Linked DNA regions of Homo sapiens: region 2 is linked to region 1. Evidence: read pairs that join two places in POLR2A ChIA-PET (ENCODE). Cell type or tissue: GM12878. All regions are shown on one strand. Links, peaks and the distances in the headings refer to the core of each region. The heading gives the core; the rest is flanking DNA. Region 1 overlaps DCAF5 (DDB1 and CUL4 associated factor 5). Region 2 has its middle 32 kb from the start of ACTN1-DT.

Region 1 (8,000 bases), core at 1-8,000:
ATTCTGATAGACCTTTAGTATGTTTAAATATGAGGTCCTACATAAATTGTTCTAGTTTCTTCTAATTATAAATTGTGAGAATTTCTCTAAAAGGACAGAAGGGGAAGGTGCCTCACCTTGATAATCTTTTCTACACCAGAAGAGCAGATCATGTAGGTGTGGGGATTAAATCGGACTTGGTTAACAATAGATCGATGCCCTTTCAGCACCATGAAGGCTCCGTTGACCACCCTACCAATGCCACCTGGGAAAACAGAAGGAAACAAAAATCAGATGATGAAATGAATGAAAGTAAATAGGTTCCAGTAATGGCAGATAAACAGCTCTGAATGGGAGCAAAGATTTTTGGATTATACCACCAGCAGAATGCTTAATCTTACAGATAAGTTGCTATGGAAAGAGAGAAGATGAAACAGCTCTCAGCATATGTGCTCTTATGAAGAGCCTTTATTTAGCCTTTAAGCATTGCCCACACTCACCCACTGCAATTCCATTGTCAATGAAACCAAAGCCACTTAAAACATTTCTCAAATTTTTGATCCCCAAGATAGAATCCAAGTGTTACCTTAGAAAAGGCCAACCATGAGCAAAATGAGACTGAACTGCTTGGGAATAGTTAGGCAGCTGGACCAAGGACACGCAGAACCAGAAGCATATAATGACTTAAATGTACAAAAAACATCTCTAATCCATTTGCCCTCAGTTTCTATGATGAAGACAGCAAACAAAACAAAACAAAAAACCCCATAAAAACCAAAACCACTGGGGGAAATAATAGAGAGAATACTTTTCCCCCCGATAGCAGGGAGAACTAAGGATATAGAAAGAAAGAAAAATTTGGATCACTTTCATAATAAGCAGGGTCCAAGTATTGAAAATCAGAATTAGAGAGTGGGCCTTAAAGATACCATGTATAGATTAAAGTCAAGAGGACATCGATAGAAAGCTGTATTTTAAGGATCATCCTATAGGCTTCCTTCTTCAGTGAATGAGAAAAGTGCCAGAGGCCTGGAACTTGTAACATAGATAAACATGTTATCATTTATGAACTTGGGATAAATTCAAAGTTTCCACTGCACTGGTAATGGTATCACATCCATCCAGAACACATGCACATAAATTCTGATCAAGTTCCTTCTGAGCAATCAGACAACTCAGGACACACAGAGAAACATGTGCATTTGGCTAACTGGCAAAATGTGTTGCATCCAGACACAAACAAATGAGTGTTCATTTATCTACTCAAGGGATCCCCTCTTAGTCCCTACCAGGAGCATGGCGCCACTAGGCCACAAAGTATCATTAGACAGTCTCTGCTCCAAGTGCCTCCTTCCACTCCCAACTCCACCTTGTTCAAACACTCATTCCAAATATTTCTCAATGTCTGTGTTTGGAGGGAAAATGACTACAACAATGTCCCTTCCCCAGAAATAATATGGCTCTAGGGGTATCTTCTGCTTTTGGCCCCCTAACACAACTCTTCTTTTGTCTCATGGAAGAGATACCTCCTTATTGCCACGTACATATCTTTTTTATGACAGCAAAAGGTTCCAGACTGCACCCATCTACTCACTCAGCCAGCTTTAGGTGCTCAATCTATTTGATGGGTGACAAAATTTTTCTCCATATTTGACAATAATATTTGAATTGTCCAGAATGGAAAATATATTTATCGTATTCATATCTCAGCCCAACATCAAGTTTGCTAATAAACCATAAAAAAAGAGAGGGACTAGGACACAGGATTAGTGGATTTTTCATGGAGAAAGAGGACAAGGAAAAGTTAGGCACTGATGTAGACTGCCATGGTGGGAACCCCTAGCACTGGCTTCCTAAGGTGGTATGAAAGGGAAGCTGGGCCAGTCAAAATGAAAATAAACTAGAGAGAATTAGGGAAGAGGGATAAATAGGAATCTAAAGAACCCAAAAATAGTTGTCTTGACAGAGAGATCCTACCATCCCCAAAAAGTTCCTTTGGGTCTATTTCTTCTAGATAAGGTTCATTATGACAAGTAGCATTTCTGCTCATGGGTGTCCTCTGAATTTTACTTTTTTAACATCCTACTTCTACCTCTACTCCCACTGGGGTGGTTAAGCAAAGAAACTTTGATTTAAATCTAGTAACAGTCTCTTGTTTAATCCTACTGCCTCAAAAAGAGGGGGGATGTGGGGGGATTTAAGTGACTTATCCCAAGTCATAAAGCTAGAAAATGGCAGAGCCAAGATTTGAACCAGAGTCTGGCTACAATGCCTAATATGCTTTCCACCATATCAGCTGCCTTTGGAAGATGGAAGAGTTTGAATAGGAATGGAGTTAGAAGCTTACATTCAAAAGATTTAGATTTCTAAATCTTTCAGGCAGTTATTAGATAGGTGGTTTTCTTCTGAAGTTCTAAATTAAAAGGAGGGGCACTGTATTCAATGGTATCCTGAGCACAAGCTCTACAGCATTACCATAAGCCATTTCATCACACCACTGACACTGAGTACATGATGAGAATAGAACTGGATCTGTCTTACCTACTCTTGCATACCTAGAACCTGGGGTGCAATGTCCAAAGTCCACCAGGTGCATAAATACTTGCTGAATGCATAGTGTTTGAAAAGAAAGCAATTTTAGAATAAGTATGTCAAAAGAAGACAGCTGGAAGGTCTCATATAAAGAATCAGCTATCATAGAACTAAAGTGCATCAACCAAACCAATCTTTCTGACTTGGAACACAATTAAAGTAACTATCAGATCTAAAGACTAATTGAAGGCTATCAATGCCTGAAAATTCAGACCATGGAAAAACTGTTTCTCTTGCACTTTCATGCAATATGACCTCTTTTTTTTTTTTTTTTTTTGAGACGGAGTCTTGCTCTGTTGCCCAGGCTGGAGTGCAGTGGCTCGATCTCGGCTCACTGCAACCTCCACCTCCCAGGTTCAAGCAATTCTCTGCCTCAGCCTCCTGAGTAGCTGGGATTACAGGCATCCACCACCATGCCCAGCTAATTTTTGTATTTTCAGTAGAGACGGGGTTTCACCATCTTAGCCAGGCTGGCCTTGAACTCCTGACCTCATGATCCACCCGCCTCGGCCTCCCAAAGTGCTGGGATTACAGGCGTGAGCCACCACACCCAGCCCTGATTTTTCTTCTTGGTAGCAATTTTAACACAAGGTCTTTTTTGCCCTTCTTTCCACCCATGCTGGTACCTAGGAAATCTGAAAAAGAAGAGGGAATCAATAAACCCAGAGACTGATGGTGAAAATAGGTACAGGCAGAATTATAGTGGCCATTTGTTTAAGGTAACCAAGACTGTGTACAATCATAGCAATAAATGGCTTCAGAGAGGTTTTTCATAGTTTCTTTCCTGGTTCCCAGGTTTGATATTATTGAATATAGCTGCTACTGAACAGTTTACGTACAATCATTTTTTGAGATTAGTCCTAGAAATTTGTATAAGCCAGATAGCTTCTCCTTTAATTTGAAATAGCTAAAGTCAAAATGCCAATATCAGAAAGAATCTAGGGTCTCCTTTCCTCTGTCATCTAATCAGACCATGCTGGTCAATAGTAGTATCAAATTGGAAGGAGACAGGAAGGGCATATTTTTATCCAAGAACTATATAACCCACATAATCTCCCTTCAGGGTCATCTCTTAAGACTGTGGGTAAGGGCCCAGGTAAGGATCAACTTCACCCCCTGGTTGCTGAACTAAGTCCTGACTGAATCGCTAATAATGGGTACCCATAAATAAAATACCACATACCCAGGAAAAAGGATCTCATTCCTGAGCTGCCATTTGTTTATAAAATTCTGTATAAACCAACAGTCATTTCTCTGGGCCATCTGCTTTGGTTGGCTTAGCCAAATGTGCTGACACTGTTTTTTTTTTTTTTTGAGATGGAGTCTTGCTCTGTTGCCCAGGCTAGAGTGTAGTGGCATGATCTCAGCTCCCTGCAACCTCCTCCTCCTGGGTTCAAGCAATTCTCCTGCCTCAGCCTTCCGACTAGCTGGGATTACAGGCGCACACCACCACGCCCAGCTAATTTTTTTGTATTTTTAGTAGAGATGGGGTTTCACCATGTTGGTTAGGCTGGTCTCCAACTCCTGACCTCATAATCTGCCCGCCTTGGCCTCCCAAAGTGCTGGGATTACAGGCATGAGCCACTGCACCTGGCCAGCTGACACTCCTTTTTAAGTTTAGTTCCTAAGTTGAGGCCAAAGTCCCCATATATTAATCTTTCTTTGATTTAGAAGAGATGGTAGGGGGGTAGGGAAGACTATAACCATATCTATTGCAAGATCTCAGAAAAGAAAATGAGAACAAGGTATCTCACAGAATTTCAGTATCAGTAATCCACTTACTACCGTAGGGGACCCCAGGATCCCAGGGGAAAACACCTTGCTCAAAATTCAGATAAAGATCTTTCTAAATGCCAAGGTCAAATGTCTCCCTAGAGAAGACTAAGGGAAATGTGTATGTCCTAATTTCCCTCCCTTCTCTACTTATGGCCCACTTTCATAACATTCAGCCAGGGGTTTATTGCCTCAGGCCTTTGAAGAGCCAGAATACTATTCCCATTTCTAGCCAATTTCAGTTGCTTTTGTTTAGTGTCAAGTTCATTTGCTTCATGAAGTCCTCCAAGAATGAGTACGTTTTTGACTCAAAAGCTGAAAGCAATGTGGTCAAGATTTCTTGATGTCTTGGTCTAATAGCAATTTATCAATCATGCTGGGACACTGTCCTCAATACCACTTCCCGTCTTCCTCTGTTCTACTTTTTCTATAGCACTTCTAACCTTTTAAACATACTACATAATTTACTATGTTTATTGTTCATTGTTTCCCCTGCTAGAACATAAGCTCCATGACAGCAGGGCTTCTGTCTCCACTGTATCCCAAGTCTCTAGAACTGTGCCTAGCACATAGTAAGGTTTTTAATAAATATATGATGAAATGAAAAGATGTGAGTGTATTAGATGGTGGAACACAAGCATGCAGGAAAAAAAAATCTTCACATATGGGCTCCATCACCCAATAAATGTTTCTTTTTTTCCATCTTCCTGCAGCCGATTTCGTATCTTTTTTTTTTTTTTTTTTTTTTTTGAGACAGGGTCTCACTCTGTTCCCCAGGTTGGAATGCAGTGGCATGATTTTAGCTCACTGCAACCCCCCGCTCCCAGGCTCAAGCAATCCTCCTACCTCAGCCTCCCTAGTAGCTGAGACTATAGGGACATGGCACCACACCTGGCTAATTTTTTGTACTTTTTGTAGAGATGGGGTTTTGCCATGTTGCCCAGGCTGGTCTCAAACTCTTGGGCTCAAACAATCCTCCTGCCTTGGCCCCCGGAAGTGCTGGGATTACAGGTGTGAGCCACCTAATCCAGCCCAGATATTCTTTTTTTTTTAAGATGGAGTCTCACCAGGCTGGAGTGCAGTGGCGTGATCTCGGCTCACTGCAACCTTCACCTCCCCAGTTCAAGCGATTCTCCTGCCTCAGCCTCCCGAGTAGCTGGGACTACTGGCACGCACCACCAAGCCCAGCTAATTTTTGTATTTTTAGTAGAGATGGGGTTTCGCCATGTTAGCCAGCATGGTCTCAATCTCTTGACCTCGTGATCTGCCCACCTTGGCCTCCCAAAGTGCTGGGATTACAGTCCTGAGCCACTGCACCTGGCCCAGATATTCTTTTACAGCATTTTTACTATAATGTAGTTAAGCAGGAGCAGAGAAATAAAGGGGCTGAAATCCTATCTATCCTTCAGGGTCCTTTGAAATGCTAACTGCAGGAAAACTTTACCAATCTTCCCAAATCTCTTCAAGACCTCCTTCATTATCTTTTTTATGGGCCTCAGAAGCCACTTTTACATCGAGTGCATATGTCTGTGTGTGTGCCCATGCACATCCTTTTTTCATCTCTGTTATATTGGAAGCTCTCTGAAGGCAAAAAATGTTCATTTTTCAGTGGCCCATAGAGCTTTACATGATGTCTTATCTAAGGATACTCAATAAGTGAACAAATTGAAGTTAAAGCCCTCATCATCCTCTCTGGAATAAAGCTTGAAGTTAAAGTTATCTGCTAAAATGAGGTTTGGTAAGTAGATTTAAGACAATCTATTTCATTCTTGACCCCACTGGTAGAATTAAGAGTTTACTGCAAGGGCCAGATGTGGTGGCTCATGCCTGTAATCCCAGCACTTTGGGAGGCCGAGGCAGGAGGATCACCTGAGGTCGGGAGTTCGAGACCAGCCTGACCAACATGGAGAAACCCTGTCTCTACTAAAAATACAAAATTAGCTGGGCATGCTGGCACATGCCCGTAATCCCAGCTACTCAGGAGGCTGAGGCAGGAAAATAGCTTGAACCTAGGAGACAGAAGTTGCGGTGAGCCGAGATCATGCCATTGCACTCCAGCCTGGACAATAAGAATGAAACTCCATCTCAAAAAAAAAAAAAAAAAAAGTTTACTGCAAGGCATAGACTATTTCTTTTCCTGGTACATCTAAAAAAGGTATCCAAGCCTCTTAGCATTTCAAAAAGGCCCAAGTGAACAGTTGCAGGGTCTTCCAGTGTCAAACCATAAAGAGGACCATCAAGGATACTGACAATACGGACAGAGCAGTGACTGCCTCCTGGAGACCACATAACTACTTAAGAAATGAGAAAAGCCAGATGGGGACAGCCAATGCTGTCAGTACAGCTCAAAGAGCTCCACAGGCATCAATGCTTAGTTGCACAAAAAAGTCAGTTATGCTGAGTTCTTCTTTCATCATATGTGCCTCACATGTGTTTATAACCAACTACTTGCAACCAATTAAAAACAGCTGTTTTTTCCAGTTACATGGGAGGAAAAAGCAGATACCTAGGCCTAAGTCACTGAGAGTGAATACATGTCTAGAAAAAGAAGACAGAGCACACAAACATATGCAGGCCCAAAAAAATGCATTTACAGCTGTTTCCAGCCTACTTCATCAGCCTACTGCCAGTGGGGGTGGTTACAGTGACTCGGCAGTAAAAATACATGTTTTTCCCTTCCATTCAGGGAAAAATTTGTCACATAAGAGAACCCTCCTGAACTACTGATGAGTCAAGGGCAGCCTTCATGCAAGAACAACTCAATCAGCCATTCCAGGTGGGTAGCAAGGAAGGACAATGTCTTGATCTCTAAGGAGTTATTAAAAGGTGAGTTTAAAAAGGGAGAAGGCCTTCTTTTTCTTCTTTTGTAGACACGGAGTCTCATTCTGTTGCTGAAGTGTGCAGCCTCAAATTCCTGGGCTCAAGCAATAGTCCTGCTCAGCCTCCTGAGCAACTGGGACTACAGGCATATGCCACCATGCCCAGTTTTCTTTCTGTTCTCTTTCTTTCTTTCGTTCTTTTCTTCTTTCTTTTTATTATTATTATTAGAGACACAGTCTTGCTGTGTTGCTCAGGCTGGTCTCAAACTCATGGGTTCAACTGATCTTCCCGCCTCAGCCTCCCAAAGTGCCAGGATTACAGGTACGAGCCATTGTGCCTAGCAGCAGTTAGTTTTAAAAAAAAAGTTTGTGAAGACAGGTTCCCACTATGTTGCTCAGGATGGTCTCAAACTCCTGAGGCATCAAGCGATCCTCCCACCTCAGCCTCCCAAAGTGCTGGGATTACAGGCATGTGCCACTGTGCCCAGCCGAGAAGGCTTTCTTAGTGAGGAATAACAGTCGTTGAGTAGCTACTAAGTACTCTCACAATAATCCTAAGAAAGTATTATTGTTGTTGGTGGTGGTATTATCCTTATTTCACAGGAGTTTGGTAAGATTAGGAAATTTTTCCAAAGCCCCCAGTTGGAAGATAAATGGATCAGGAATTTAAAGCCATTCCTAACAACTCTATCACATTATGCTTCTTTCCATAAATAAGAAGGTCTTAGAGTAAGAGGTAGCTCTGGAAAAGCAACTCAACCTGTGAAAACCCTAAAGCCCTTTCTAACAAGAATTCAGGGAAAGAGAAGGGAAAGGCAATATAAATATTTTCAAGAG
Region 2 (16,633 bases), core at 3,661-11,660, 56 kb before region 1:
CAGGGAGGTCAAGCCCACCTAGTGACTGACACAGTCCCTGACCACCTGATCTGCAGCTCTAAAACCTCCTCCTGAGGCCATCGGGGCCACACCCTGTCTTCTCCTCCCTCCTCCTTCATGGCCAACCAGCTTGACGGTTCCGTTTCTTTGATACTTTCTAGCAAAATCCTCCAACTAATTTGCCTGTCTTGCATCTCCATCTCCTTCCATCCCATTCTCTCCTGCACTCTCATCAGGCCTAAGTCCCCATCCCCGCTTTGCAGCTGCTGCGGTCAAAGCTGCCATGAACTTCAACTTGCCCATCTGGATGGTCTGGGGTGGTCCTCGTCTTTTGGGCAAGTCTGCAGCTTTTGGCAGAGGTCAGCGTCCCCTCTTTTTTGCCTCTGCACGAACTGTCATCAGGACACCGTTTGCCTGGTCCCACTCGCTGGCTCCTTTTCAGTCTCCTGAGCTGGTTCAACCTCCTCTTCCTGACCTCCACAAGTCGGAGGCCAAGGCTCATTCCTCACTCCTCCTGCTCTCCCATCTGTTTCTCCAGGGGACCCCGCCTCTCCCCAGTGGTCAGTTCCATCTGGAAGTGAATGAAAGGTAGGTTTCTAACCCCTAGGTGTCACCTCCTCTCCCTGACCTGCAGTGGCTTCCTGTTGGGTCTCTCAGCTCCCCCACCTGACCTCCCATCATCTGTTCTCCACATAGCATCCAGCCACCCTCCTAAACCTAAGTCATGCCACTCCTTTGCCCAAAACCTCCATGGCCTCCCATCAGACGGAGAGAAACAGGTGGACCCCACTCGTCCCAGTGACTCGGCCCTGCCTGCCCCTCACTCTGTTCACCACGGCACTCTGTTGTCCCTCCACTCAACCCCTTTGGCCTCCTTGCCACACCTCGTGTGTGTCAAGGTCCTTCTGGCCTCAGAACCTCTGTACTTGCTGTTCTTTCTGCCTGAAACACCCTTCCCCGCAGATCCGCAGGTTTCCCCATCTTACACCATTCAGGCTTCTCTCTACTCATTGCTGTCTTCTCAGGGGACTGCGCGGAACCTTCCACACTAGTCACTCCCTCTCCGAAACTTGCTGCATGCTTCTTCCTCACACTCATGGCCCAACTTGATTACATCAGATATTGGATTGTTTCTTGTCCTGCCTGCTGCCTGTTTCATATGTAAGCTCCATGAGAGCAGGGCCTTGTCTGCTTCATGCACAGCTGAGCTGCAGAGCCCAGCACAGTGCCTGCTACATAGCAAGTGTTGAATGAATAAATGAATGAACGAGTAAACAGATACATGTTGCTTGTGACACTCCGGACACATGCTGTGAGGAAGGCACCTGGGCTCAGGCTGATCTGCCTAAGGGGCTGCAGTGCCCCTCGGAGCTGCTTCCAGGGAAGCTCCTATTCCCCTGGGCCATGGCTGCTGTCCTTGTGTCTGGCTCTCAGAGATCCCCAGGCCAGCCCTGTGTGCTATTTGGATCCCGATCTCCTTCATTCCTATACCTGGGTCTCCAGAGGCCTAGGCACAGGCAAGGCTTCTTCCACCCCCAGCCCCCAGGTCAGTCTATGAACTGCGAGCACGAGGGGGACTCAACAGTCACCCACACCCTTTCCCACTTTGGTCCAGTCTCCCTGGAGGATGCTGTGAGTTCCAGCATGGTCCTTTGAGCAAGCTGAGACATCAGAGAAGCCACTGCCACAGACTGAATTATGTCTTCCATAGTTCCTACCTCGAAGCCTTAACGCTCCATGTGGCTGTATTTGGAGACAGGTCCTTCAAGGAGGCAATTACGGCTAAATGAAGTTATAAGGATGGGGCTCTGAGCCAATAGGATTAGTAAGAGGCACAAGAGAGAGTGAGCATGCTCTGTCTCTGTCTCCCTCCCTCCCCTTCCTTTCCCTCCTCCCTCTTCCCCCAGCTCTCCCTGCCCTCTCCCCATCTTCTCCTCCCTCACCACCCTCTCCCTCACAGAAGAGCTCATGTGAGCATACAGCAAGACGACAGCCACTACGAGCCAAGAGGAGAGGTCTCAGAGTGAAAGCTGCCTTGCTGGCATCCTAAACTTCCAGCCTCCAGAACTATGAGAAATCGATTTCTGGTGTTCAAGTCATCCAGTCTCTGGTATCTTGTTGTGGAAACCCGAGCAGTCTAACACACCAACCTCCAACACACCCAGCTCTAGAGGCTCCTGCTGCCACAGGGTGAGCTGGTTAACACTGGGAGGGGATTGGGGGAAGATGATAGACCGATAGATAATAGATTGATAGATATAGATAGATACTGCTCCTGTCCTTTCCATTCGCCCCCTTGAAATTCTACCCTCAGAAATTCACCTTTAAGGAATGAGAGGAATGTAGCTGCCTCTTCCAAGAGACCTCCCAGCCTCACCTTCCCTAGCCCAGATTGGTCTCTCCCTCAGCTGAGATTCATCTTCATCCTCCCGGCCCTCAGCCCTTGCCTCCTCCAGCTCCTGGCCATCCTCTCATCCCAAGGGTACGTCCTTCGGCAGCTGGGCTCATTTATTCCTCACACTGGTTTCTTCTAAGTAGGGAAGTTTCTAAACCTTTCTGTGAAAAAAGAAAGAAATCCTGCAGGGAAAGGGGTTCAAACAGGTTGTACAACCCATCCCCAGAGTCTGATTCACTTGGTGTGGGCGTGTGCCTGAACTCTGTATATTAAGCAAACACCCTGGTCTTACACCGAAGACCCTCTGCTGACCTTATGAAAGAGACTGTGTAAGAAATGCAGATGCCTGGGCCTCACCCCAGAGATCCTGATTCCACTGCCTCTTCCTTGCCTTGTGGCTTCACCCACTTCCAAACCCCCTGATTCTGGTGTGCTGCCAGGGATGAGAGCCACGGACTTACCGGGTGCTCAGGGAATAAGCATTGACCTGAATGAAGCTGCTGGGTTGACACAGGCATCCTTCCGGGAGGGGTGAGTCATTCAGCCATGCTGCCAGCTGTGAACAATTCAGTCTGGGGAAATACAAAGAGACGTGGTCCCTCTCAGAGTTTCCATTCCCACATGGAAAGCTGGTGCTGGGAAGTGGCTGGGCAGCCAGGCTGGGCGCTGGGAGGAGTGCAGGGTGAGGATGAGAGAAGGGCTGTACCCACACTATGCTAGGCCGACTCCAGGCACTGGCTGTGTCCAGCTGGTTCAATCTTTCCAGCAAACCTGCGAGGAGGGATGTCATAGGTGAGGAAACCAGGTCTGCAGAGTTGAGGTGTCTGGTCTTGAACCCACGTGTGTCCTAACCATGACATGGTCCTCCTCCAGGAACTGTGCGGGGGCAGAAAGAGGGCTCAGGGATCCAGCCTCAGGCATTGGCCTCAAGGGATACGGTGGCAGGGGTGTCTTAGAAGCCTGCTGACCAAGGGTTAGGATCTCTCCATCAATTGGTGGCTGAGGGTGAATCCCACCACCTCCGCCCTCCACCCATCCTCTGTGTCTCATTCCACCTACTCTGGCCTTATCACCCCTGCCAGACTGTGAGATCCAGTGGAGGGGCCAGGCCAGGCCCCTTATCCACATTTATTGCTCACCCCCACCTCCCCAGTTCGGGGCAGGCCCTCAGCAAATCAAGTGCTAGGGCTGTGAGTAGCGGGAGAGTTCTGAGGGGACCCAGGGACTGCAAAGTTAGAGGCAGCCCGGGGTTGGAGAGGCAGCATAGAAAAGCCAGTGGTCCAGAACACAACCTGCCCAGCCTCGCTGAGTGGCCCTGGGCTGGCCACTTCACCTGCCTGTGCCTCAGTGTTCTCATCTGTAAATGGAGAGATTCATTGCACCTCACTCATAGCATTGCTGTGAGAAACAAATGAGGTAAAGTACGCAAGGCGCCTGCTACGTCACAATAAGTACATTATTGAAATACTGTTTGAACCCTGGCTATCATTATTGTCACCATTATGTTGTTACTATTATTGGTGCCTATTTCCCAGTTTGGCTCTGGGCAAGCAGTTACAGGCACCAGTTACGGACCTTGGACTTTGAGGTGGGCTCCTGTCCTGGACTTTTCTGGTCTTCTTTCCAGTCGTGGGGATGGTCAGGCCAGGTGACATTTACAGTCAAGGACCTTGGTGGATGTGGGATTTGGAACCCACTAAGCCAGTGGCGCTCAGCCTTGGATGCCTGTTAAAATCACCTAGGGAACTTCAGAAAATCCTGATTTCCCATTAAATAAAAATCTCTGGGGGTAGGACTCAAGCATCAGGATTTTGTAAAGCTTCCCAGGAGAGTCCAGCAAGCAGTCAAAGTTGGGAACCAGGGCTCCAAGAGAATTTCTCATTCACAGGAAAGAAAATCCTTTGGCAGCAGGAGACTGGGCTTGGGAGTTAGAGGAGTTTAGCCCTTGACCTATCAGCTACAGGACCTTGGGTAAGTTACTTACGATCACTCAGACTCAATTTCCTCATTTACAAAGTGGGGGATGGTACCCACCTAGCAGTTAATGAATAGCATTAAACTAAAGAGGGTGTCCGACACAATAGGCATTTAATATATATTATTATTATAGTCCTTAATGGGTTATCCTTCTAATATGTCCAAGGAGATATTACAACACACACACACACACACACACACACACACAAATCAGTGTTCAAATTCTGTTTCCAGGCCAGGCGCGGTGCCTCACACCTATAATTCCAGCACTTTGGGAGGCGGCCAAAGCGGGCGGATCACCTGAAGTCAGGAGTTCGAGACCAGCCTGGCCAACATAGTGAAACCCTGTCTCTACTAAAAATACAAAAATTAGCCAGATGTGGTTACAGGTGCCTGTAATCCCAGCTACTCTAGAGGCTAAGGCAGGAGAATCACTTGAACCTAGGAGGCAGAGGTTGCAGTGAGCCAAGATTGAGCCACTGCACTCCAGCCTGGGTATCGGAGCAAGACTTCATCTCAAAAAAATAAAAATAAAACCACAGTGCTGTGGCTGTTCTGGTGGAAGGGCTGACCTGGTACTTTGGGAAGTGGCAAGAGGCCACACCCACAGAACCTGCCTGCCATCCTGGGCCAGGACTACTGTCTGAGGTGAGGGTGGGAGCTGAATTGCAGGGAAACTATCATTCAAGCTTTTGCCTTAACAGACAAATTATGGTGATGGCTACCTTTCCTGAGTTGCCACCATATAGCAAGCATATTACATATTCTCTTGTTAAATTCTCCCAACATCCCTAAGATTTAGGTATTAATGCCCCTAGAGGGAGTATCTTTGTTCATTATTCAAAAATATTTATTGAGGGGCCAGGTGCAGCGGCTCACATCTGTAATCCCAGCACTTTGGAGGCCAAGGCAAGAGGATCAGTTGAGCCCAGCAGTTCGAGACCAGCTTGGGCAACATAGTGAGACACTGTCTATATATATATATATATATATATATATATATATATATATATATATCCCTTGCCATGTGCTTGGTCCTTTTTAGAAGCTGGGAATTCAGCAAAGTCAACAAAGCCCCTGCCTCATGGGGTTTATGGTCTAGTGGAGAGGACTATATTCCTTGAATAATCACAGGTCAATGCAGCAGAAGGTTTTTGGCAACATGCCAGATTGCACTGTTTCAGACAGCCCCTCTCTCATTACTATAAAAATGCTGTATAAAATACAAGAAAAACACTTGAACATACAAAGCTGAGCTCAAGAGAAAGGAAAACCCCAGATTCCAGAAATAGTTCCAAGAACTCAAAGCCAGAAAATGGAGTGAGAGCTAAGCCTCCGGTTTGTGAGGTTTTGACTAGATATAGGCCCTAAGGCCTAGAGCCCAGAGTTCTAAAGCCCCTTCAAAAACAGGAGGCAGCCCCAGGCTGTTTGAGGCAGGAGAGTTGGAACTGATCCAGCTGAATACAGCTTGGAGCCTTGAGGAGTATCCCAGTCACAGAAAAGAAAGGCTGGAAAAACTACCAACTGGGCCTGCAGAAGGAGCAACAGTTTTCTCACTGTAGAAGTCTTGGGTGGGAGAAAAGTTCACGTGAAAGATGGAAAGGCCAGGCCTCCCTCACTTGGAGGAGAGAGATGGACTGCTCCCGCCTCATCCCCTGCTTTGGCATGCCACTGGTCCCAGGATTCCTATGCCAAAAAGTTAATCTAAAAGTTAGTCCAGAGGCCGGGTGCGGTGGCTTACGCCTGTAATCCCAGCACTTCGGGTAGCTGAGGCAGGCGGATCATTTAAGGCCAGAAGTTCGAGATCAGTCTGGCCAACATGGTGAAACCCCTTTTCTACTAAAAGTACAAAAATTAGCCAAAGGTAGTGGTGTGCCCCTGTAATCCCAGTTACTCGGGAGGCTGAGGCAAGGAGAATCAACCTCACCCAGGAGGTGGAGGTTGCAGTGAGCCAAGACCATGCCACTGCACTCTGGCCTGGATGACCGGAGACTCTGTCTCAAAAAAAAAAAAAAAAAAAAAAAAAAAAAAGTTAGTCCAGAACCTAGGGCCCTGACAGAAGCAAAACCCAAGGTACTCTGTACATTTTCACAACCCAGCCTCACAGGCATTCCACAGCAAAAACAACCTTCCACTGGAAATGAGTTTCCCAATTGAAAATTACAAATCACACAGGGAAACAAACCACCATAAGAGATAATCAGTAAATACAAAACCAAAGCCAAACCAAACCAAACCAATCAGAATTCATCCCCTAAGAAGCAGGAGTAGTAGAGAAACCTGAAGTTATAAAATAAATAGGTTAAATAATTCTAGAGAATTTTTAAATAGAAAAGAAATAATAATAAGAAACAAGATAATATTAAAAAATGTTGGGAAACAAATCAAACAAAGTTCTAGAAATGAAAAATACAGCTTTAAAAATTATTTAGGGCTGGGTGCAGTAGCTCATGACTGTAATTTTACCCAGCACTTTGGGAGGCCAAGGTGGGCAGATCACTTGAGGTCAGGAATTTGAAACCAGCCTGGCCAACATGGTGAAACCCCTCTCTACTAAAAAAATACAAAAAAATTAGCCAGGCATGGTAATCCCAGCTACTCTGGAGGCTGAGGCAGGAGAATTGCTTGAACCCGGGAGGCGGAGGTTGCGGTGAGCCAAGATTGCCCCATTGTACTCCAGCCCAGGCGACAAGAGCAAGACTCCGTCTCAAAAAAAAAAAAAAAAAAGGATTATTTATTAAAATTAATGGATTAAACAGCAGAACAAGATGGAGCTAAAGACACGCTTAGCAAACTGGGTGATGCCTCTGAAAAAAATCACCCTCTCAGCAGCACAGCAAGAACAGTATGGAAGCAATTGTGGCTAAGAGACATAGAGGGAAAAATGAGATCAAAGAAGAAATGAGGAAGGAGCAATATTTAAAGAGAAAATGGCTGAGAATTGATCAAAACTAAAGAAACACCTAAATCTTCAGTTTAAATAAGCATCTGAAGACTTAAGAATACATAACACAAATTCACACCTTAGGAATGTTAAAAGGTAAACTGAAGCACATTAAAATGTTAAAGAGTTTATTTGAGCAAATAGCAACTCATGAATTGGGCATCTCTAAAACAGAGGGTTTTATAGGGTGATTTTAAAATAGACTTTTTTTGTTTGTTTGTTTGTTTGAGATGAAGTCTCCCTCTGTTGCCCAGGCTGCAGTGCAGTGGAACAATCTCAGCTCACTGCAACCTCCACCTCCCAAGTTCAAGTGATTCTCATGCCTCAGCCTCCCAAGTAGCTGGGATTGCAGGCGCCAGCCACCACACCTGGCCAATTTTTGTATTTTTGGTAGAGACAGGGTTTCAGCATGTTAACCAAGCTGGTTTCAAACTCCTGACCTCAGGTGATCTGCCTGCCTCAGCCTCCCAAAGTGCTGGGATTACAGGCATGAGTCACTGCACCCAGCCCTAAAACAGAGACTTCAAAGCAGGCTTGGGGCTCTGCCAATGGGGTACAAGGGGAAGGCTTTTATAGGGTGAATGCAGAAGAGAGCAAAAAAATTATTTGACTGGTTAATGTTTGAGCAATTGCCTTATTCAGACTATCCTATGGGAATTTCGAGATGATATAATATACACCCAGTTGGCCACCTGTGATTGGCTGAACTTAAGTTTCATTTTCTTGTTCTTTTCTTTTTTTTTGTTTTGTTTTGTTTGGTTTTTGAGACAGGATCTCACTCTGTTACCCAGGCTAGAGTGCAGTGGCACGATCACAGCTCACTGCAACCTTCGCCTCTTGGGCTCAAGTGATCCTCCCACCTCAGCCTTCTGAGTAGCTGGGACTACAGGTGCACACCACCATGCCTGGGTAATTTTTTTTATTTTTTGTAGAGCCAGGGTTTTGCCATGTTACCCAGGCTGATCTTGAACTCCTGGGCTCAACCATCTGCCTGCCTCAGACTCCCAAAGTGCTGGAATTATAGGTGTGAGCCACCACACCTGGACGGTTTTATTTTATTTTTAATTTTTTTTATCTTTTTAAACATTTTCATTATTTTATTTTTTGAGTAAGGGTCTCACTCTGTTACCCAGGCTGGAGTGCAGTGGTGAGATCGTGGCTTACTGTAGCCTTGACTTCCTGGACTCCAGCGACCCTCCTGCCTCAGCCCCCCAAATGGCTGGAACCACAGGCATGCACCACCATGCCCAGCTAATTTTTGTATTTTTGGTAGAGGTGGGGTTCTACCATGTTGCCCAGGCTGGTCTCAAACTCCTGAGCTCAAGTGATCCACCCACCTCAGCCTCCCAAGGTGTAGGTGTGAGCCACTGCACTGGGCCAATTTTCTCTTTAATTTTGAATTAGGATTCAGTTTACTTACATAAGAACCTAGGACTTTAAAACCACCTCAGTCTAATGACCTTCTACTTAATTATTTTAATGGAAGCTCAGTGGAAAATCGGGAGAACAACAAAGATAAACAGATAAATAGTACAAAGTGCCATAGTTCTATGAAGAAGGGAACACAGCCCCCAGAATAGCATGTAAGTAAGGACGGGGGAGCAGATGAGGTGCCCATCTTCCCCAGAAGCCAGGGAAGGTGTGATGGTTAGTTCTACCTGTCACCTTGGCTAGACTGTGGTACCTAGTGGTTTGGTCAAATACTAGCCTAGTGGTTCGGTCAAATACTAGCCTAGATGGTGCTATGAAGGTATTCTTTATATGCGGTTAAATTTTTTTTTTTTTTTTTGAGGAGTCTAGCTCTGTCACCCAGGCTGGAGTGCAGTGGTAGAATCTCTTCTCACTATAACCTCCGCCTCCCAGGTTCAGGTGATCCTCCTGCCTCAGCCTCCCGAGTAGCTGGGACTACAGGCATGTGCCACCATGCCCAGCTAATTTTTGTATTTTCAGTAGAGACAGAGTTTTACCATGTTGGCCAGGCTGGTCTTGAACTCGTGACCTCAAGTGATCTGCCTGCCTCAGCCTCCCAAAGTGCTGGGATTACAGGTGTGAGCCATCGTGCCTGGGCTATATGTGGTTAACTTTTACAGTCAGTAGGCTTTCAGTAAAGCAGATTACCCTCCATGATGTGGGTGGGCCTCATTCAATCAGTTGAAGGGCTTAAGAACACAGGCTGAGGTTTCAGAAGAAATTCTGCCTCAAGATTGCAACATCAAACCCTTGCCTGGGTTTCCAGCCTGCTGCCCTGTGGATTTTGAGCTCAAGATTGCAACTTCACTCTTAGCTGAATTTCCAGTCTGCCGACCTGCCCAATAGATTTGGGACTTGCCAGCCCCCACAATCACATGAGCCAATTCCTTAAAATCAAAATCTCAATCTCTCTCTCTTCATATATATATTTAGGCAACCAGGCTGATGAGGCTGTGAGTGAGGCCTGAAGGCTGAGGAGGTGTTAAGTATACACAGAGGAAGGGAAGGGGGAAAGCTCTGTAGAGAGAAGTAATGGCTCATGTCCAGGCAATGAGTCTGGAGGTAGAGCATGCAGAGCCTTGAAAGAATTGGAGGCTTTTCCCCAGGAGCAAGTGGAAGCCTGGTGGGGTTTTAAGTGGGGTATGTCCACAGTGCCAGCCGTGCCAGGGCTCGGGTTCTAACCCATGTCTCCTTGGCCCCAAGTCCATGCCCTGTCCCAGCACCACCCACCTCCCTCCTAAACCAGTGGAATATTTGCTGTTATTTGTTGGTCCAGCTTATATTCTGCCCTTCCTTTGAAAGCAGGGCCCAGCTTTGATTTTTAGGGGGAATCCTTCTCTCCTTGTGCACAGTCTTGCTGGGGCTGTCATTCCAGCTTCCTCCCCTGGGACTCTGAGTTCTGAGCAGAAAGACCCAAAGATGGAATAAGCAAGTGTGGGGGGCAGCAGCTGCTATGAGAGTGGTGTGAAGCTCCTAGTTGACAGGTTTGTCTCCATTACATGCATACATACATACACACACACACACACACACACACACACACACACACACACACACATATATATGTATTTTTTTTTTGAGATGGAGTCTCACTCACTCTGTTGCCCAGGCTGGAGTGCAGTGGCATGATCTTAGCTCACCGTATCCTCCACCTCCTGGGTTCAAGCGATTCTCCTGCCTCAGCCTCCCAAGTAGCTGGAATCACAGGCACCTGCCACCATGCCCAGCTAATTTTTGTATTTTTAATAGAGACGGGGTTCCATCATGTTGGCCAGGCTGGTCTTGAACTCCTGACCTCAAGTCATCCACCTGCCTCACCCTCCCAAACTGCTGGGGTTACAGGCATGAGCCACCATGCTCGGCCTCCATTATATATTAAAATAAACCTCTAACCATGACCCCCCCTAGAGTGATTTCGTGTTCAGTAACATTTGGAATGGCTAAGTGAGATGAAGGCAGGTCCTTATGCAGGAGTCTCGGGCTCCCAAATAACACTCTGGTCGGAGCTGGCGATGGTCCTGCATGCTGCAGGATGTATCCCGCTCTCTTTAATGTGAAGCCTCTTTAGCCTTATTAGTTCCTATGTATATTTTCCACTATGAGGCCCAAAACAAGACTGTGGGGGGCCTGCATGCAGGACTAGGTCTGGGTTCTCTGTGTGCCCCTTGACCAGCACTAACCAACCTGGCCCCTCGACAGCCTAGCACTGGGGCCAGATTATCGAGAGGACATCTCCTGGGAAAACAGGCCCGAGCTCCTTGGGGGCAGGCAGGGCTCTGGATTTTATTATCTTCTTATCTTCAGTATTGTGCCTGGCACTAAGGGGCCCAGTTCACATAATGCAAAAGAGGGAGGGACAGAGAAAGGAGCTTCCTCATCTTCTGCCTCTGAGAAGAGTGAATACACAGGAGCCCTCTTGAGCAAGGCTGGCATGCAGCCACAGTGTGTGGGTATGCAATATGGATTGTTTACATATGCAAGTGCTTCCTTCCTGGTTGGTCAGTAGCCACCGTCCTGAGGCCCCACAAGTGTCCCCAGTGCACTGGCTGCTGTGATGCCTCCTCAGGAACCACCCTCCGCCCCGCCTCCAGGACCCTGCCCCCATTCCTCAAGCTGAAGTTAGTTCTGTTCAGTCAGTGCCCTTGCAGGCCAGGTGCTCTGTGGAATATCACCCCTGCTCATGGGTCTCCTGTGCCTGGGAGGCCAGCCGTTTCTGGCTGAGCAGTTGGTCATGGAGATGGGCGCAAGAACCACTCAGCTGAGACCACTGAGGCAGACCTGTACAAGAAGAACCAATGAAATTGGGTGGCACTTGGCACGCCTTCCTGGGTTCTCACACCTGGGCAGCAGGTGGCACAGTGCTTTTGGGAGGTGCCGTACTTCCTTGCTATGTTGGAAAAGGCTTTGACCTTAGAATTAGAAGGCCTGGGTCCTCCTCTCACTCCGAATGTCGTAGCTGTGGGGCCTTGAGGAACTTTCCTGGCTTCTCTGAGCTCCTATAAAAATACCCCTTGCACAAGGTTGCCGGGGGAAGAACATATTGAACACTTTGGATCTCAGTCCCTCGCCTCAAGGTCCTGTGCTAAATCCAGACCTGTAAATATAGCAGTGAAGGATCTGCCCCCGCCTGCTGCTCCCAGAAGTACTCCTAGTCCCTGGTGATGGTTACCAGGCTGCCGGGCCGTAACCAGGTACTCCCTGGGCCACTGACAGAGCCTTCTCTCCTCTGAGGGCCTGTGGGCAATGAGCAGAAAAGGGGGTGGGGGCCTCTGCCCCACACGCCTTTCCTCTGCCCTGCCTGGTTCCTGGTGAATGTGGCTCATTGCCGGGAATTGTGGGTCACCCAGACGAGGACTCATCATTGTGTAGTCAGCCTAGACTTCCTCCAGCCCCATCCCACACTACACTCACACACCACACACTCAGGCACACACACTTGCACATTCCCAGACACTCACATACATGCTCACCACTCACACCTCCACACCCACACTCACCCCCATACCCACACTCACCCCCACACAGACATGCTCACACACATTCCTACACAAGAACATGGAAAAACCCTAAGTGCAGTACATGAAAGCATTTTAGGTTGTTCACACATTTTAAACATTTACGGTTACAATTTATTCTAATACGCAGTGGAGAAAAATGACAAACCTATCAAACTAGGAATTTCACAGCAGTGATTATTTAGGACAGGGCTAAAATAGATAGGACAAGACGTAAGTGAAAAGGATACGCTTTACACTTTGGGAGGCCGAGGCAGGTGGATCACCTGAGGTCAGGAGTTCGAGACCAGCCTGACCAACATGGTGAAACCCCATCTCTACTAAAAATACAAAAACTAGCTGGGTGTGGTGGCGTGTGCCTGTAATCTCAGCTACTTGGGAGGCTGAGGCAGGAGAACTGCTTGAACCCAGGAGGCAGAGGTTACAGTGAGCCGAGATCATACCATTGCACTCCAGCCTGGGCAACAAAAGTGAAACTCTGTCTCAAAAATAAATAAATAGGCTGGGCACAGTGGCTCATGCCTGTAATCCCAGCACTTTGGGAGGCTGAGGCAGGTGGATCATGAGGTCAAGAGATCGAGACCATCCTGGTCAGCATGGTGAAACCCCCTCTCTACTAAAAATACAAAAATTAGCTGGGCGTGGTTGCGTGCGCCTGTAGTCCCAGATGCTTGGGAGGCTGAGGCAGGAGAATCACTTGAACCTGGGAGGTGGAGGTTGCAGTGAGCCAAGATTGTGCCACTGCACTCCAGCCTGGGTGACACAGCGAGACTCCATCTCAAAAAAAAAATAATAAATAATAAATATATATAAAAAAAGGAGATGCTTTAAAGGGAAATGTTGAATAAATCGTGGCAAAAGTTGTGAAAATGCTACCCAATGACCCTCAGCTTTCAGAAGCCCATGGTGATGGGAGTGCAGGGCTGGGGGCTCTGCATGGAGCATCAGGGACAAGTATTAGCACCCGGAGGTGCAGGAGGGGCTGCCAGCCCAGAGGGAGATTCTGGGAGCAGAGGGAAATTTTCTTTTGTGCTTATTTAGCTTTCTGTCCCTACCTTAACAGTCTTTGCTTACTCCAAGTTTGTGAAGATAGTCTCTAATGTTTTCTTTTAGAGGCTTTAGAGTTTTAGCTTTCATGTGTAGGTGTATAAAAAAATTGAATTAATTGTTGTGTATGGTATGAGATGAAAGTCAAGATTCATTTCTTCTATATGAATAACTACTTGTTCCAGCACAATGTATTGATGTAACGGCCCTTTACCCATTGAATTGCCTTGATATCCTCATCAAAATCAGTGGATTGTATTTTGTGTGCTGTTTTTGAACTCTCCTGTCCCATTGATGTCATTGTTTATCCTTTCCCAGTACCACACTGTCTTCATTATCATAGTTTTATTGTCTTCAAATCAGGTAGTGTAAGTCCTGACATTTTTTCTTCTTTTCCAAGATTATTTTGGCTACCCTAGATCCTTTTTTTTGTTTTTTTGTTTTTTTTGTTTTTGAGACAGGGTCTAACTCTGTTGCCCAGGCTGGAGTGGAATGGAGTGCGATCACGGCTCACTGCAGCCTCAACCTCCCAGCCTCAAACTATCTTCCCTTCTCAGCCTACCAAGTAGCTAAGTAAGTAGCTCAGACCACAGGCACATGCCATCATGCTTGGCTTTTTTTTTTTTTTTTTTTTTTTTTCTGTATTTTTGTATAGAGACAGGGTTTTGCCATGTTGCCCAGGCTGGGCTTGAACTCCTGGGCTTAAGTGATCCACTCACTTTGGCCTCACAAAGCATTGGGATTACAAACGTGAGCCACCATACCCGGCCCCTTTGCATTCCTTTATGCATTTTAGAATTAGCTTGTTTTGGCCAGGCACGGTGGCTCACACCTGTAATCCCAGCACTTCGGGAGGCCGAGACGGGCAGATCACCTGAGGTTGGGCGTTTGAGACCAGCCTGACCAACATGGAGAAATCCCGTCTCTACTAAAAATACAAAATTAGCTGGACGTGGTGGCTCATGCCTGTAATCCCAGCTACTCGGGACGCTGAGGCAGGAGAATCGCTTGAACCTGGGAGGCGGAGGTTTCTGTGAGCTGAGATCACGCCATTGCTCTGCAGCCTGGGCAACAAGAGCGAAACTCCGTCTCAAATAAAAATAATAATAATAATAAATAAATAAATAAATATAATAAATAAATAAATAGAATTAGCTTGTTTTGATGGGATTTTGATTAGGGATTGCATTGAATTTAAGGAACATTGATATATTTATAATATTGATTCTTTCAATCTATTGAAAATCACATGAAGTGCCTAGAAATGATTTAAATGAAAGACGAGCAAGACCTGTATACACATTGCCGAGAGAAATTAAAGACCTAAGTAAATGGAAGGATGATACAGCATGTTCATAGAATGCAAGAATCAATAATGCCCACTTTGGGCCTAATCCTCCCCTGCCTCTCCACCCCACCCCCCCAACCCTCCCCTGCCTCTCCACCCCAACCCCTAACCCTCCCCTGCCTCTCTACCCCACCCCCGCAAACCTCCCCTGCCTCTCCACCCCACCCCCACAACCCTCCCCTGCCTCTCCACCCCACCCCCAACCCTCCCCTGCCTCTCCACCCCACCCCCGCTAACCCTCCCCTGCCTCTCCACCCCATCCCCCTAACCCTCCCCTGCCTCTCCACCCCACCCCACCCACCGCCCACAGCATTGACCTTACAACTGAAAAGTCAGGCAGTCTCAGACATACAGCATTTTTTATCCGTAAAATGGAATTTGGCACATTTGCCTTGACTAGTTCATATATTCATTTAAATAAGTTGGTTACTAGGCAGGCCTCTGTTATGAATACATGCCCTTCTTTTGAGAAGCTCAGAGAAAAGTATAAAGTTCATTCTACAAAGGCAGTTTGGGCTAGATGTGGTGAGGACATAGAAGTCACCGGGAAATGAAATATGTGAAATCATTTTGAAGAATAAATGGAGTTGCTAGAACTTATTAAGCACTTAGAATATTCTAGGTACCATGCCAACTGCTTTACATACATTATTTTATCTAATTCTCACAGTAACTGTATAGGCAGTGATTCTTGAAGTATAGATTGCTGACCCCGACGGTCCCCAAGATCCTTTCAGGGGATCCACAAGGCCAAAACTAGTTTCATTATAATACTGAGATTTATTTACCTTTTTCACTGTACTGACATTTGCACTGATGGTGCAAGAGCAATGGTAGGTGTTATGGTTTGAACATGTCCTCCAAAACTCATGTTGAAATTTAATTGCAATTGTGACAGTATTAAGAGTTGGGATCCTTAAGAGGTTATGGCGAGGGTGGGCTAGTTATGGTGGGAGCAGGCTCCTCATAAAGGCATGAGTCCAGCGCCCTTCCTTTCTCTGTCTCATGTGCTTTCTTGCCCTTCCACCTTCTGCCATGGGATGACACAGCAAGAAGGTCCTCAGCAGATTCAGGACTCTCAATCTTGACTTCCCAGCCTCCCTTTTAAGAAATGAATTTCTTTTCTTTATACATTACTCAGTCTCAAGTATTGTTTGATAGCAACAAAAAATGGACTAAGCCAGTGGGTAGGACTGCTGGTGACTGAGCAGAAATCAAGGCAGTGGCACCAAACTGTACTAATGATCGCTGCATTCTTCACCACACTTGCAGGAAAAATATTCATTTCACTAAAAATGTTATTAGGAAAGCAGTAAAAATTATTAATCTTATTAAATCTCCACCTGAGTCCATGTCTTTTTACCATTCTGTGCAAAAAAGTGAGAAATACACAGAAAGCACTTCTAGCAAATTCTAAAGTACAATAGTTGTCTTAAGAGAAAGTACTTGTGAGCTGGGTGCGGTGGCTCATGCCTGAAACCCCAGCACTTTGGGAGGCTGAGTTGGGCAGATCGCTTGAGTCCAGGAGTTGGAGACTGGCCTGGGCAACATATAAAAAGATACAAAAAGTAGCCAAGCATGTTGGTGCATGACCGTTGTCCCAGCTACTCCAGAGGCTGAGGTGGGAGGATTGCTCGAGCCTGGGAAGCAGAGGTTGCAATGATCCAAAATCCCATCACTGTATCCCAGCTTGGGTGACAGAGTGAGACCCAGTCTCAAAAAAAAGAAAGAAAGAAAGAAAAAGAAAGAGTACGTGTACTTTTGTATGATGTATGATTGTTTGAGTTGCAAGCTAAATTAGTCACTTTTCTCATGGAACATCATTTTTACTTGAAAGAATGCCTGCAGACAAACTATGGTTAATCAATCAGATTTGAATACTGGATAGACATTTTCTCAAAAATAAACAAATGAGACTGCCACTTCAAGAAAAACAA

What was found. ChIA-PET counts read pairs that join two places held together with the same protein. Peaks named below come from ENCODE experiments on the same cell type or tissue, not always from the same donor. Only the 100,000 strongest peaks of a DNase experiment are listed, where the experiment ranks them.
Region 2: POLR2A ChIA-PET joins it to region 1 with 8 read pairs; 7 of 35 experiments call an interaction of 5 or more read pairs at or near these places.

The regions. Positions count from the first base shown.
Region 1 is chr14:69,062,268-69,070,267 of GRCh38, forward strand. DCAF5 (DDB1 and CUL4 associated factor 5) reads right to left here. Exons shown (of 9, transcript NM_003861.3): 8 at 117-244. Among named protein-coding and RNA genes, the nearest start is that of ACTN1-DT, 87 kb to the left of the region's middle. RefSeq lists enhancers at 4,353-4,402, 4,493-4,592. In GM12878, for the core only: no CTCF peak of the experiment used is centred there; a DNase peak (open chromatin) is centred at 4,654; H3K27ac peaks cover 754 bases.
Region 2 is chr14:69,002,949-69,019,581 of GRCh38, forward strand. No RefSeq gene overlaps it. Among named protein-coding and RNA genes, the nearest start is that of ACTN1-DT, 32 kb to the left of the region's middle. RefSeq lists enhancers at 1,921-3,120, 11,286-12,248. In GM12878, for the core only: no CTCF peak of the experiment used is centred there; no DNase peak of the experiment used is centred there; H3K27me3 peaks cover 177 bases.